2 separate regions of the Homo sapiens genome follow, and region 2 is linked to region 1. A link is a contact called in ENCODE POLR2A ChIA-PET data. All regions are on one chromosome and are shown on one strand. The core of a region is the stretch at or near the end of the contact, and the rest is flanking DNA. Distances in the headings are between cores, read along the strand shown. Region 1 holds the start of CUL5 (cullin 5). Region 2 overlaps RAB39A (RAB39A, member RAS oncogene family).

Region 1 (7,365 bases), core at 620-3,119:
AAAAGAGAAAAGCAGAGTGGGATGGGTTACTCAATTCCCCGAATTAGTTTTCTTAAAGAAAGAGGGGGAGTAGTTATAGTAATTTATTGTATTATACTAATTAAGTGCCAGGCACTGTTTTAAGCATTATAGATATATTAACTAATTTAATCTTCACAATGTTCCTATGATACAGGCGCTACTGATAATGCTGTCCTACTCATAAGGAAACTTGCCCAAAGTCATACAGCTTTTAAGTGGTGGCTATTCAGGGAGTCTAATTCTAGGGCCCCTCTCCCTTTTAAAAGGTGATATACAGTACTGCCTCTTAGTAAAATTTGTTCTTCATTTTATGAGACAGTCCCATCTATTAGACAATCAAATATCAGTGGTCTAAAGAAGACATGATGGTTAGGTTCCTGTATATTTTCTATTATTTTCTAGTATTCATCCACATTGCCTGAAGGCATGAGAGGCCTCAGGAAGAAGTGGTTCATCCTTTGTATTAGGCTGGTGCAAAAGTGACTGCGGTTTTTGCCATTAATATTATGTTCCCTGAGCTATTCACTACCCCCATTTCTGTCCGTACTTTTAAGGCAAATGATTAACTACTACAGACACATACACAGAACAGACTAGTTCTAAGTCTTCCTCATTCTTCTCCAAACTTTTTAACTGGTGGAGAATCTGCCCCTGTGGGCCTAGATCTCCCTTGCTATATAAAACTAACTTTAAATACTGTCTTTGACAAGGTAACTTTCCTGCGCCCTAAAACGATGGTATCGCTTCATCAGTTGTCATCTGGTTGTGTCCTGTAACTGGGTGGGGGTTAGAAAGCAGTTTCCTAAGGAAAAAGATGAACTCAAGAATGGGAGAATTAGGAGGGAAGGTGTAACACGCAGAAAAGGGAGGAAGGGGGGTGGAGTGGGAGGCACTGCTGGTCTGACTCGGAATTTCGTGCAGACAGAACGAGAACAGAAATGGAAGAAGTGGGGGGTCGAGTCACTGAAACCTGTTAGGCAGCATTTTCTTGGTTTTTCCTTTGATGCGTCTTAGACATTGCTTTACAAGAAACTGAGACCTAACAGTACTAACGGCCCAGCTGGTCAGGACACCGCACGACCATTCATCTCCCGCTCCCGGCCAGAGCTGGTCCCTTGAAAGCATCGCTCCTCGCCAGCGCTCAGCCAGGCTTTTCTCCCAGCGGCCAGTCGGCGGGAGCGACCACCAGAGCCTGTCGACCCCAAGGCCACAGACCCGCGTTCCGGTACTCGCCGGCTGCCACCGCGGCTTCCCTGCCAGTGGACAACCCCTGAACACTCCCACACTTCGCAGCTGAACCTGAGCCGTGCCTTTCCCAAAGAGCCGAACCCGGCGGCCACACAGTAAAACCCAAGCTGGAGTGAGGGTCTTACCTTTAACAGATTAGACGTCGCCATGTTCTTTAACTTGGACTCTCGCGAGACGACGCGAGAATTCGTGGCGCTCCCGGCCAGGCCTTGACCGGAGGCCGGAGCTCCCACCAGGGCCCAGGGCCCGTCGGCCCGCACCAGGGTGTGGTGGGCGCTGGAGCAGCGCGCCGACAGCGCTGACCTCGTCCCAAGCACCAGGAGCTTCCTCACTCTTCTCCCCTACATGGTCACCGGAGCTTCCCCACGCGAAAGACCTCATGCACGCGCTCAGGAAGACCGGAACGGCGAATGCTGAGAAGGTAACGGGAGCCGACCTGACTTGGAAGAGGAAGCATCGACTCCACGAGCCTCCCCGACTCCTTCGGATTAGCCTTTGTGGTTGCACCCGCCGCGGCCACCTGCAACGAATTTAGCTCGGCTTAGGCCCCGCAGCTCAGGTTCCGCGGCCACGTCACGTGACGCGAGGGCGGGGACGCGCTCGGGAGCGAGCGTGGGAGCCTGGAAGCCTCGGTGGGTCCCGAGGCTGCAGCGAGGCCGGGACCGTGCCCTCTGCTGGCGGGACCTGGCGTTTTCCGGCACCCCGCCCCAAATCCCGGACTCGGTGTTAAGGGAGGTGCATTGTCCTGAAATGCTTACAACAGCTGTCTTCAATAACTCGTGCATAGAATGCGCCCAGTAAATATGTGTTGACTGCACAAGCGTGATGACTCTTAATATTTCTATTCAGGAATGCTTGGCACTTAGATAAAATATTGTTCAGTGCTTTGGGAGGCCGAAGGGGGAGGATCACTTGAGGCCAGTTCAACACCCTCGTCATTACAAAAAAGTTTGAAAAAAAAAAAAAAAGATTGTTTAGAGAATGAATATTAATCTTCGATTTTCTGAAGGCACATTATCCTAGAAGATCCTAAACCATAAGCCTCCGGGTTTTACCCCTTCAGACCACACACCACTGGCCAATGAGATAATATAATTTACATGTGGAACCTGCAGGATACCTGGTATTGTATTTTGCAGGTTTACAAACAGCCTTCATACGGCCATAATGCGTAGAAATAAGTAAGAGCTCTGGACTAAGAGAAGAGGGATGGGCCTACTTAAAGAATCCAATCAAGTAGTTAATACTTGTTTGAGCACTTGTATATACTAGGCACAGGAAATACAGGATTAAATAAAAGAGAAGACCCCTGCTCGTTTGGAGTTTATGGCCTAATAAGGTAGCCAAATGTTAAGGATGGCTACACAAGTCAAATATTACTTAGTGGGAGTTGTGATAAATATTGCAAAGAGGCCGGGCGCAGTGGCTCACGCCTATAATCCCTATAGGGCCCCGTGGCTCACGCCTATAATCGGCACTTTGGGAGGCCGAGACACCTGCGGTCAGGAGTCCGCGACCAGCCTGGCCAACATGGTGAACCCCTGTCTCTACTAAAAATACACAAATTAGCCGGGCATGGTGGCGGGCACCTGTAATCCCAGCTACTCGGGAGGCTGAAGCAGGAGAATCGCTTGAACCCTGAAGGTGGAGATTGCAGTGAGCCGAGATCGCGCTATTGCACTCCAGCCTGGACGACAGAGCGAGACTCTTGTCTCAAAAAAAAAACAAAAAAAACAAAAAAAAACTACAAACAAAAAAATACAGTGTGCACTTGAGAGCGTAGGAAGGGAAAGGAAACTAGTATCCTAATCTCCATCTACCCAAGCCACCCTTTGCTTATGCTTAACTGAACCTTAAGACAACTTTTGAGAGCTTGATTTCAGCGTCCTACTGTCAACCGAAGCATTCCAATTTTCCTAACTCACTTGTTCTGGAAACACCACTGCTACAACTCTGACTTCAATAAGTTCTCCATTCCATTGACCCCACCTGTTATCTGCCATCTCCTGTTTTCACTCTTTCTCATCCAATTTAGAATCGGCCCACTGTTATAAAAATGTTTAAATATTTAAAATGCTTAAATATTTATTTCTTAAAAATAGCGCAGGCACATAATACAAAATTCAGAAGGTGCTAAAAATAATACAATCAAAAGTAGTCTTCCTTCGACTTTCTGGGGTGATGTAATGTTCTATATTGTGGTAGGGACTTCAGTTATTCAGGTGTATGCACTTGTCAAAACTCAGCCAGTATACCCTTAAGATTTATGCATTTCAGCCAAGCACAGTGGTGCAATCCTGTAAGCCCAGCACTTTGGGAGGCGAAGGCAGGCAGATCACTTGAGCCCAGGGGTTCGAGACCAGCCTGTGCAAAGTAGCTATCGCTATAAAAAATAATAAAATTTTTAAAAAATGTGCATTTAATTCAAAGAGAAAATAGTTAACAAAATTTGAAGTTTAATGCTACCCATACTGAAGAATTTAGGAGTAAGTGAATCTATATTTATAATTTACTTGGAAATGTATCAAAAAATAAGATGAACTGATGGTTGGGTAGAAACACTGATAAAGCGGGCCTGGCGTGGTGGCTCACGCCTGTAATCCCTGCACTTTGGGAGGCCGAGGCAGGTGGATCACCTGAGATCAAGGGTTCAAGACCAGCCTGGCCAACATGGTGAAACCTTGTCTCTACTAAAAATACAAAAAATTAGCCGGGAGTGGTGGCGGGCACCTATAATCCCACCTACTCAGGGGGCTGAGGCAGGAGAATAGCTTGAACCCAGGAGGCAGAGGTTGCAGTGAGCCAAGATTGCGCCACTGCACTTCAGCCTGGACAACAAGAGTGAAACTCTGTCTCAAAAAAAAAAAAAAAGTATGTATATATATATATATATATATATATATATATGGCAAGTATAGTAAAATGTTAATGGTAGAGTCTAGGTGGTGGCTATGCTAGGGTTCCCTGTGTAAAACCAACTCATCTATATGTTTAAAATTTTTCATAATTAAATATTCGGGGAAAATTTTTAAAAAATAGGCCTGCCTTCCTCCACAGTCCCCCAGGCATCCATTCTTTCTTCTCATAGACAACAGTTATGTTTCTTGTGAATGCCTAGGACATTCTGTGCATGTATAAGCATTCATGTATGTATTATTTTTTCTCTCCCCACAAATGATGGTATACTACATATATTCTTTAACATATTTGTTTTCACTCAGCAGTATGGTATAAATTACTGAAAAAAAAATTTGTGCCTTTTTTTTTCACACTTTCTTTTCTTCTTCTTCTTTTTGAGACAGAGTCTTGCTCTATCGCCCAGGATAGAGTGAGGTGGCATGATCTCCACTCACTGCAACTCCCACCTCCCAGGTTCAAGCGATTCTCAACGCCTCAGCGGCCTGAATAGCTGGAATTACAGATGTGAGCCACCAAGCCCGGCTAATTTTTGTATAGAAATGGGGTTTTACCATATTGGCCAGGCTGGTCTCAAATTCCTGGCTTCAAGCAATCCTCCCACCTCAGCCTCCTAAAGCGCTGGGATTACAGCTGTGAGCCATCATACCTCACCTTTGACCTTAAAAGTCAAAGCTTTTAAGTTGTAAGAGGGGCTTCGTGAAATTATGTTGGCAAGTAGAAATGAGCATATGTTTCTTCTTATATTTATATAAGACATATATAAAAATCAACCATTCCTTCTTATATTTCATAGCCTCTTATGTGATTAATTACATGGGAAAATGCTCAGAATATAATAGGTAAAAATATAGGATGCAAAATTCCACATATGTGCCACAATTCCAACTTTGTAAAGAAAGAAAGCTACAGTTTTATTTCCTACTCTGAATAGTGGATAAACTGGAAAAAATATTCAAAATGTTACCAGTGTTTGTGAGTAGTAGAAAATGGGATAATTTTACTTCTATTTATTTAAAATCTTTTTAAAAATCACCTGCTGGCTGGGCACAGTGGCTCATATCTATAATCCCAGCACTTTGGGAGGCTGAGGTGGGCAGATCACCTGAGGTCGGGAGTTCGAGACCAGCCTGACCAAAATGGAGAAACCCTGTCTCCACTAAAAATACAGAATTATCCAGGCTTGGTGGCACATGCCTGTAATCCCAGCTACTTGGGAGGCTGAGGCAAGAGAATCACTTGAACCCGGGAGTGGGAGGTTGTGGTGAGCCGAGATCACGCCATTGTACTCCAGCCTGGGCAACAAAGAGCGAAACTCCGTCTCCAAAAAAAAAAAAAAATCACCTGCTAATTTAAGAAAATGTAGCCATCATGTTAAACCATAATACCTTACAAAATGAAAGTTCTCTATAAACTTTTCTCTCCCACCTCCTAAAATATCCACTGTTAGCCATTTGTTTTATTCTTCTCATTTGTTTTCTGTGTATGCAGTAAAATATATATAAAGGAGTTTGTCAAATGTGGCTGATCATTTACATCAAAATAACCTGGGGTGCTTATTTTAAAAGCAGATTTCTAGGCTCTACCCTCTGAAGATTCTGATTCTACAGGTCAGGAGTGAGGCCCCAAATCTACCTTTTCCCTAAGCATCCCAGGTGACTTTCCTTGTACACCAGTGGCCAAGAATTCTTGTGCATCAGTGGCCCAGAATTTCTCATAGAATACTTAAGAATGTGTGCTTTAGAACCAAACAGATCCTGCCATTTATGAGCTACGAGACGTTGGGTACATTACTTAACCCTGCTGAGTCATAGTTTCCTTGTCTGTATCTGTAATGTAATGTATTACAGTGGCTCACACCTGTAATCCCAGCACTTTGGGAGGCCAAGGCGGGCAGATCACCTGAGGTCAGGAGTTTGAGACTAGCCTGGCCAACATGACGGAACCCCGTCTCTACTAAAAATACAAAAATTAGCTGGGCATGGTGGTGGGTGCCTGTAATCTCAGCTACTGGGGAGGCTGAGGCAGGAGAATCGCTTGAACCCGGGAGTTGAGCAGTGGGCCGAGATTGCACCACTGCACTCCAGCCTGGGTGAGAGGGCGGGACTCTGTCTCAAAAAAAAAAAAAAGAAAGAAAAAGAAAAAGGAAAAAAATGTATTGCACGTGTAAGCACTCAGTAAATGTAGTAATAATAAGACCTAAAACATATAATGCTTACCATATGTCAGACACAGTTCTATGCACTTTACATAGATGAATACATTTGATGTAGGAATTTAATTCCTCCTTGTGGAGACCTTAAGTATCTTTTTTTGTTTGTTTCTTTTGAGACAGAGTTTCACTCTTGTTGCCCAGGCTGGAGTGCAATGGTGCAATCTTGGCTCACTGCAACCTCTGCCTCCCGGGTTACAGGCATGTGCCACCATGCCTGGCTAATGTATTTTTAGTAGAGATGGGGTTTCTCCATGTTGGTCAGGCTGGTCTCGAACTCCTGACCTCAGGTGATCCACCCGCCTTGGCCTCCCTTAGTGCTGGGATTACAGGCGTGAGCCACTGCGCCCGGCCTTAAGTATCTTTTAAACTTCACACCTGAGAAGAGGAAGAGTCAGGTAGCTGATGTGAATGATCCATCATTTAGAAGGGGAAAAATGATGATGGAAAGGATAGAAAGGAGAAAATGTGCTAGAACCATGTTCTTGATAAGGCAAGAGGATGGCACTTAGGGCACACATGGGGAGAGGTGCACCTTGGCTAGCACCATGGACAGTCACACCTACTAGGAGGATAGACACGAGACCGTCGATAGGCTCTTGGAAGTGAAGATTCTCTTCCGATTGCTTCTCTTCTCTAATTGAAGTTGGAAGCCAGGTCATGAGCTGATAGTGAGGATGCTGTGAGGTTTAAGAAGAAAGGAGAAAAGGAGAAGATGGGAAATTGTTATCTATGATGGTGGAAGAGGAAAGAGAAATATATAATGATTCCTGGGCATCCCTAAGTGCCAACTTGAGACTAGTTATCCCAGATTTTAATTGAGGTCTCTCAGCATAGCTAAGGAAATTAACATTCACCAGGGTTAAGTAATGTGCCTAAGGTCTCACAGCTCCTACGTGGCAGGACCTGTTTGATTCAAAAGACATATTCAGCCACTCGGGTGCAGGCGTAGAATTGGATGTAACCAA
Region 2 (6,463 bases), core at 1,681-4,180, 52 kb after region 1:
TGATCTTGGCTCACTGCAACCTCCGCCTCCTGGGTTCAAGCAATTCTCCTGCCTTGGCCTCCCAAGTAGCTGGGACTATAGGCGCATGCCACCACCCCCAGCTAATTTTTGTATTTTTAGTGGAGACAGGGTTTCACCATGTTGGCCAAGATGCTCTCGATCTCTTGACCTTGTGATCCACCTGCCTCGGCCTCCCAAAGTGCTAGGATTACAGGCGTGAGCCACCGCGGCCAATATTGGATTAATTAACCTTATTGGAGAGGAAAAGTGCTAAATGCTGTATAAACCAGAGATCCCATGAGTCTCAGTTTCCAGTTTGTCAATGGTCTTTTAGCAAACTCATCTGACTACTTGCCTGAGGCACCAAGATCTTTGTGAATGGCCAGTGGGTTATTTGTTACCGTCATACTTTCCTACTTGTCCTCATTGCTGAAATCACAGCTCAGTTCAGTGCCCTGATGCCATAAATAGCTTTGTTGTGGGAGTGCAAACCATTTTACCTCCTCTTTCTTTCTATTTCTCCTGCTTCCCTGTTTCTCCTCAGAATTCCTAGTAGAGAGATTCCCAAGTGGCTATTTTTGAAAAACTTTTGTCAAGGACTATAGTATTATAGAGAAATTGAGTTTTTCACCAACCCGATGCTTAGATTCTAAAAATAAAAAAAGAAAAGAAATTGACAATAAGAAAAATCTCCCACCATCTTTGGCAGGCTATGAATAATGCAGTTGCTATATTTTAACTTTGAGGGATAACTAATTTGTTATTGTTTTGTCACTCATCTTTATATGTGTGAATTTAGGCAGATGTGCAGTGTCTTAAGAGAAATCTAATTAAGGCTATGTTCTTAGACTGAAAGCTTGAATTTACTCAGCATCAAGCCTGCATCACTTTTATCCCTCCTATCCATTTAATTTACCATTACTAGAATATTTTAAAAATGCCTTTTGTGGCTGAAAACTCAATGCTGAAATGCTTATGTATTACACAGAGGCATGTTTTTCACTGTAGGAAATACTATGTTTTCTTTTCTTTTCTTTTTTTTTTTGAGACGGAGTTTTTGTTCTGTTGCCCAGGCTGGAATGCAATGGCACAATCTTGGCTCACTGCAACCTCTGCCTCCTAGGTTCAAGCAATTCTCCTGCCTCAACCTCCTGACTAGCTGGGATTACAGGCGCCCACCACCATGCCCAGCTAATTTTTTAATTTTTAGTAGAGATGAGTTTTTACCATGTTGGCCAGGCTGGTCTCGAGCTCCTGACCTCAGGTGATCCACCCACCTTGGCCTCCCAGAGCACTAGGATAACAGGCATGAGCCACCGCGCCCGGCCAGGAAATACTATCTTTTCAAAAAACTTATTTTTTATTTTCTTTTTAAAATAAGCAACCCTATTAACTGATTGTATTTAATTTTGAAAACACATTTAGATTACAGTTGGCAAATCATCCTACAGAATAAAATTATAGCAAAGTATATGTAATACACATTATAAAAAAACCCTTATTAATAATTAGTTGGGAATAAAAGGACTCAATATAACATCTGTCACTTCTATGTAATAACCTGATTTCTAGCTTCTGTGTGTGGGTCTGTGGGGCTTCAGATTCAGATATAGTTGTCCTGCAGGTAGTGTTTTTCCTAAAACAATTGGGCACTGTTGCTATCAATCATCTGGGGGAAGAAGCAGAGCTTCAGATGGAAAACTTGAACTGAAAGGCAGGTCTTACAGAGGTGTTGAGGGAGCAGCTATCTTTCTCTTGACCTTCCTCCCATAAGTTGAGACACTTAGGTCTCTAGAAGTTCTTGAAGGAATTATGAGAAGGTAGGGAACAGACTCTAAAAGCACTAGGTAGGGAGGCCTCCCTGTAAGGAACTGAAGAGTTGATGAGGAGTAACAATTATTTTTAAGCAACAATCTCTTGTAGTATGGCACTTTATGTCTATTTCCCTCTAGGCTTTGAAAGTCTCCCTGAATGGGTGGGGTGCAGTGGCTCTCACCTGTAATCCCAGCAATTTGGGAGGCCAAGGTGGGCAGATCACCTGAGGTCAGGAATTCGAGACCAACCTGGCCAACATGGTGAAACCCCGTCTCTACCAAAAATACATAAAATAGCCAGGCATGGTGGTGCATGCCTGTAGTCCAAGCTACTTGGGAGGCTGAGGCAGGAGAATTGCTTGAACCCAGGAGGCAGAAGTTGCAGTGAGCTGAGATCACACCATTGCACTCCAGCCTGGGCGACAGAGACTCTGTCTCAAAAAAAAGAAAGAAAAAAAAAAGTCTCCCTGAATTAATGGATGATTTAAGGGAAGGAAAAAAATTGTGGGGTCAGGGAATGGAGGGAAGAAAAGAACAGAAGCAAGGAAGGAAGAGAGAAATAAATGGCATGGATTCTAATCTGGTCTGGTGTGTTATGAGGGAATGAAGAGGTGAGACTATTCTCTGGCAAGAATGATAAAGCAGATACAAAACCCCTAAATACAGTGTGAGGGTGATGTGATGATAGGGAAGGTGAATTCTGGAGGAGAGGGTTCGGGGTTATAAGCTCCTAGCAGTCGCTTGTCCCTCTCAAGTGGAAGATCTGGTTTTAATTATAAAAGAAAGCTGCTGGTTCTTTCATACTTTGAAAGCTACACTATCAGCAAATCTTATCCCATTGCCAGAGGAGCAGTCTCCTTTCCTTGCCTTAATTGAAAACTGCTGGTCCCTGAGAACACTGCTTCCCCTGCAGCACACTCACGTTGCCCATTCTCTAGGATCAGGAGGAGATGGCTTCTGTTTCCCCAGTGCAACTTCCTGATAATTATTCTTTCCCAACCCCTGTTGTAAAAAAAATCTCCTGCTCCTTTGAGGCTTATGCCATCTGGCTCTGCCAACTGCTGTCATCTTCCAACTGCTTGGTCATTCTCCATGTACTAAAGATTTTAGCACTTTGTTTTTCTTTCTGTTTCAATTCCTGTCATTCTGCTTACTGATTTCAACATCCATTTGGATGAGCTGCCTGGTGTCACTTCTCAAATTCCTTGACTCCCTCATCTCTAATAAACCTTTCTCTCTATTCTTCCTTTCTTATCCATTTCCTTTTCATCAGAAATATTAATTACCTCCAAAACTGGAAATTTACACAGTCCACTAAAAATATCAAAACCTCACAGTCTGCCAGCCTGTCTATTCTTTTTTACTGTGGTGATTCTTTAATTTCATCAAGATTTGTAATCCACTGACCAACTCTATCACTTTCTATCCATTAATACTCTCCTACCTTTGCCTTCTTCCATATCTTGAGTTCAATGAGACATCATTATAATTGTTCTCTTGGAAATATCTCAATTTCCAAGCCTCTTTCCCTCTGTCATATTCATCTGGGAAACTTCTATCTCTGGATCAGTCCAGCATGCAGCTGTATGTTTCCGGGGAAAATCACTCAACCAGGCAGGCTGGTGTCACTATGAATTAATTATAACCAATCCCAAGTGGGCACTCAACACTGCTGAGGAATACTGCTAATAACAGGAGAAACTCTTCCTTTTTTCCTCACATTTATGCTTCTACTATAGGAAGAAATGGAAGTTCCATTCAACCTTCCTCTCCCCATAAAAGAGAACTGGAGGCACATTTTAACCCTCTTACTAATCACTCCATAGAAGGACAAATGGCTGCTCTGTTTGGCTAGAGTATGTTTCTTAGGCTGTGGGCAGGATCATTGTGTGTTCAAGGTCAGTACTCTTGTATAGCGTCCTTTTCCCTCCTTTCCTCTTTCTGGATCCATGCTACTGGCTTGCTGATTATCAGAGTCATGCAGGTGCCATGTCAATACTGCTCACTGTTGAATATCAATGGTTTTCAAGTACCTAGCACATAGTGGGCATTCAGTGCACCTTAGTGAATGAATGAATGGTTGATTTGGTCTAAGCCACTTACATAGCTGTTGTGAAAATAGGAGAAATATCAGAGAGAGTGAGGAAGTTTGAGGGAAAGAGATACTAGCAGTGCAAAAAAAGAAAGGTGCCCAACATTATATCTATTACTAGTGTGGTCTTATGTTCTCACACTGAGGTCATTGAGTTGCTATGAGCATTATCAGTGTTGGAGGGGGTGGATAAATTATATATTCAGAAATACATACATCCTAAAGATATATCCAATGAAAATACAGTAGCCAGCAATCTCTGTGAAGTTTCTTGGGGGAAGGGAGTCCTTTAATCAGGGGTATGTTGATGAAACCTCTCCAAAGAAGAAAAGTTACCATATTTTATACCCCCTACTAAAAAAAAAAATGCATAATACTTGGTGAAACTTTTTCATTTTTTAAAATTTTTATAATTGTTTCTGAGATGGAGTTTCACTCTTGTTGCCTAGGCTGGAGTGCAATGGTGTGATCTCGGCTCACCACAACCTCCACCTCCCAGGTTCAAGCACTTCTCCTGCCTCAGCCTCCTGAGTAGCAGGGATTACAGGCATGCACCACCACACGTGGCTAATTTTGTATTTTTAGTAGAGATGGGATTTCTCCATGTTGGTCAGGCTGGTCTCGACCTCCCAACCTCAGGTGATCCGCCTGCCTCGGCCTCCCAAAGTGCTAGGATTACAGGCGTGAACCGTTTTTAATTTTGGAGGAAACATTATCAGTATAATGTGCTTCTCTGATCCATTAAGTGGAAAACCCAAAAGCTTGCTAGCTTTGATAGAGCTGAAAGCAAGAGAAGTCCCTTCGGCTGGTCCAAGCTACAGTGCAAGCCCACTTGGCCCATGGTCCATCAGATCTAATGGTGCCTGCCTGAAGTACCTCTAGCAGCCTGGAATGCTCATCAGGCCCAGGAAACCTCCACTGGACAATTACAGAAGTGGCATTTTGGAATAAAAGCATGCTTTTGGCCGCGTGCAGTGGCTCATGCCTGTAATCCCAGCACTTTGGGAGGCTGAGGTGGGTGGATCACAAGGTTGGGAGATTGAGACCATCCTGGCTAACATGGTGAAACCCCGTCTCTACTAAAAATACAAAAAAATTAGCCGGGCATGGTGGCGGGTGCCTGTAGTCCCAGCTCCTCGGGAGGCTGAGGCAGGAGAATGGCGTGAACCCGGGAGGTGGAGCTTGCAGTGAGCCGAGATCGGGCCACTGCACTCCAGCCTGGGCGACAGAACGAGACTCTGTCTCAAAAAAAAAAAAAAAAAAAAAAAAAAAGCATGCTTTCTTTGTCAAATACTATTATACTTTTGTAAAATAATTCTTGGCTTATAACTTGGCTTTGATAGAGACTAAATGCCTGATGGTAGAACACCAAGTGACTGTGCAATCTGAATGTCTATCATAAGCTGGGTGTTCTGATTCACCAGGCTGGAGCTTCATCACCAAGGAGAGGTCACATATATAGGAAGGAATATGCGGTGGGACCTGAATGGACCTGGAATAACAAAGTTCACAGACCCAGCACATCTATTCTTACAGCACCCTCTCAACTCATGGCCTTATCTGGATTTCCCTATAATTACAGAGGAAAAAAATTCAAGTCTGTCTTACAAATGGCTCTAAACAATATGCTGGCATCAGTAAGCCACGCTCAATGGAGAACTTGAAGGTCAGTGGAAAAGTTCCATTTGTGGAATCTCTAGTGCTACATCTCACTGTTTACTTTTTCCAGAGGAAGAGTTGGAGAGACGTAGGTAAAGATCCACACCAAGTCATGAGCAGACGCGAAGGGTTTGGCATGCTGGGTAAAAAACAAGATCGGGGCTGGTAATTAGGAGGTCTGAGGAAGAGGTCTGTTGATGAGTCTAGAGTATGTGCATTCTTGTATCTTATGTGAATGGCCACCGAAAGACCCCGCCATGAAAAAATTTTAATAATCAATGGAACAAAATGTCCTGTCCTGTAATTATCAAACAGTATTTTTATCCCACTTTGAACTCATGGTAGGGAGATGGAAGCTGTACCTGGGCTCAATAGACTTAATCTTACCTAGGTTGGCCTGAACTGTTATTGCTTACTACCAGTTTTCCAGTAGCTACCGACATCCTGAATATTGTACCTTACTCTGGGGGACCATCATTGAGGGGACACAGATATGTCCTCATTGTAATATATTTAATCTGGATTTAGGCCATGCTAGTACCACCATCCATGAACATGCAGACTGCCTTATACATAGTCATGGTATCCTACACATTGCCACAGATCAAGTAATTCACTTAACAGTGGTGGAGATAGGGAAATGGAATGATGCCATGGGATTCATTGATCATATCACACCACTATCATCTAGAGGCGTCTGGCCCTATAAAACTGTGAAATGGGTTATTAAGAGGTAGGTGTGCCCATTTCCAGGAGATGACACCTTGTAAGATTTTAGCATAATCCTTCAGGATGTCTACATTCTAAATTAGTGAGCAAGATAGTAGGTGGTATTTTTTCCCCATAAACAGAAGCTGTGGTGTGGGAAGCAAAGGGTGAAAATAGGGTGATGGTGCCT

Evidence for each region. ChIA-PET counts read pairs that join two places held with the same protein, here RNA polymerase II (POLR2A).
Region 2: POLR2A ChIA-PET joins it to region 1 with 12 read pairs in SK-N-SH. The contact joins the enhancer-like site here to the promoter of CUL5 in region 1. POLR2A ChIA-PET finds 5 or more read pairs at or near these places in 7 of 52 experiments (A549, H1, MCF 10A and 4 more).

Annotation. Positions count from the first base shown.
Region 1 is chr11:108,003,402-108,010,766 of GRCh38, reverse strand. CUL5 (cullin 5) reads right to left here and starts at 1,869. Exons shown (of 19, transcript NM_003478.6): 1 at 1,395-1,869. The coding sequence starts at 1,418. RefSeq lists enhancers at 1,355-1,544, 1,645-1,744.
Region 2 is chr11:107,953,703-107,960,165 of GRCh38, reverse strand. All of the region lies in intron 1 of RAB39A (RAB39A, member RAS oncogene family), which reads right to left. Among named protein-coding and RNA genes, the nearest start is that of RAB39A, 28 kb to the right of the region's middle. RefSeq lists an enhancer at 2,787-2,946. Within about 2 kb of position 2,930, at least 2 of the 41 ENCODE cell types and tissues checked have a DNase peak (open chromatin) inside an H3K27ac peak, as active enhancers do.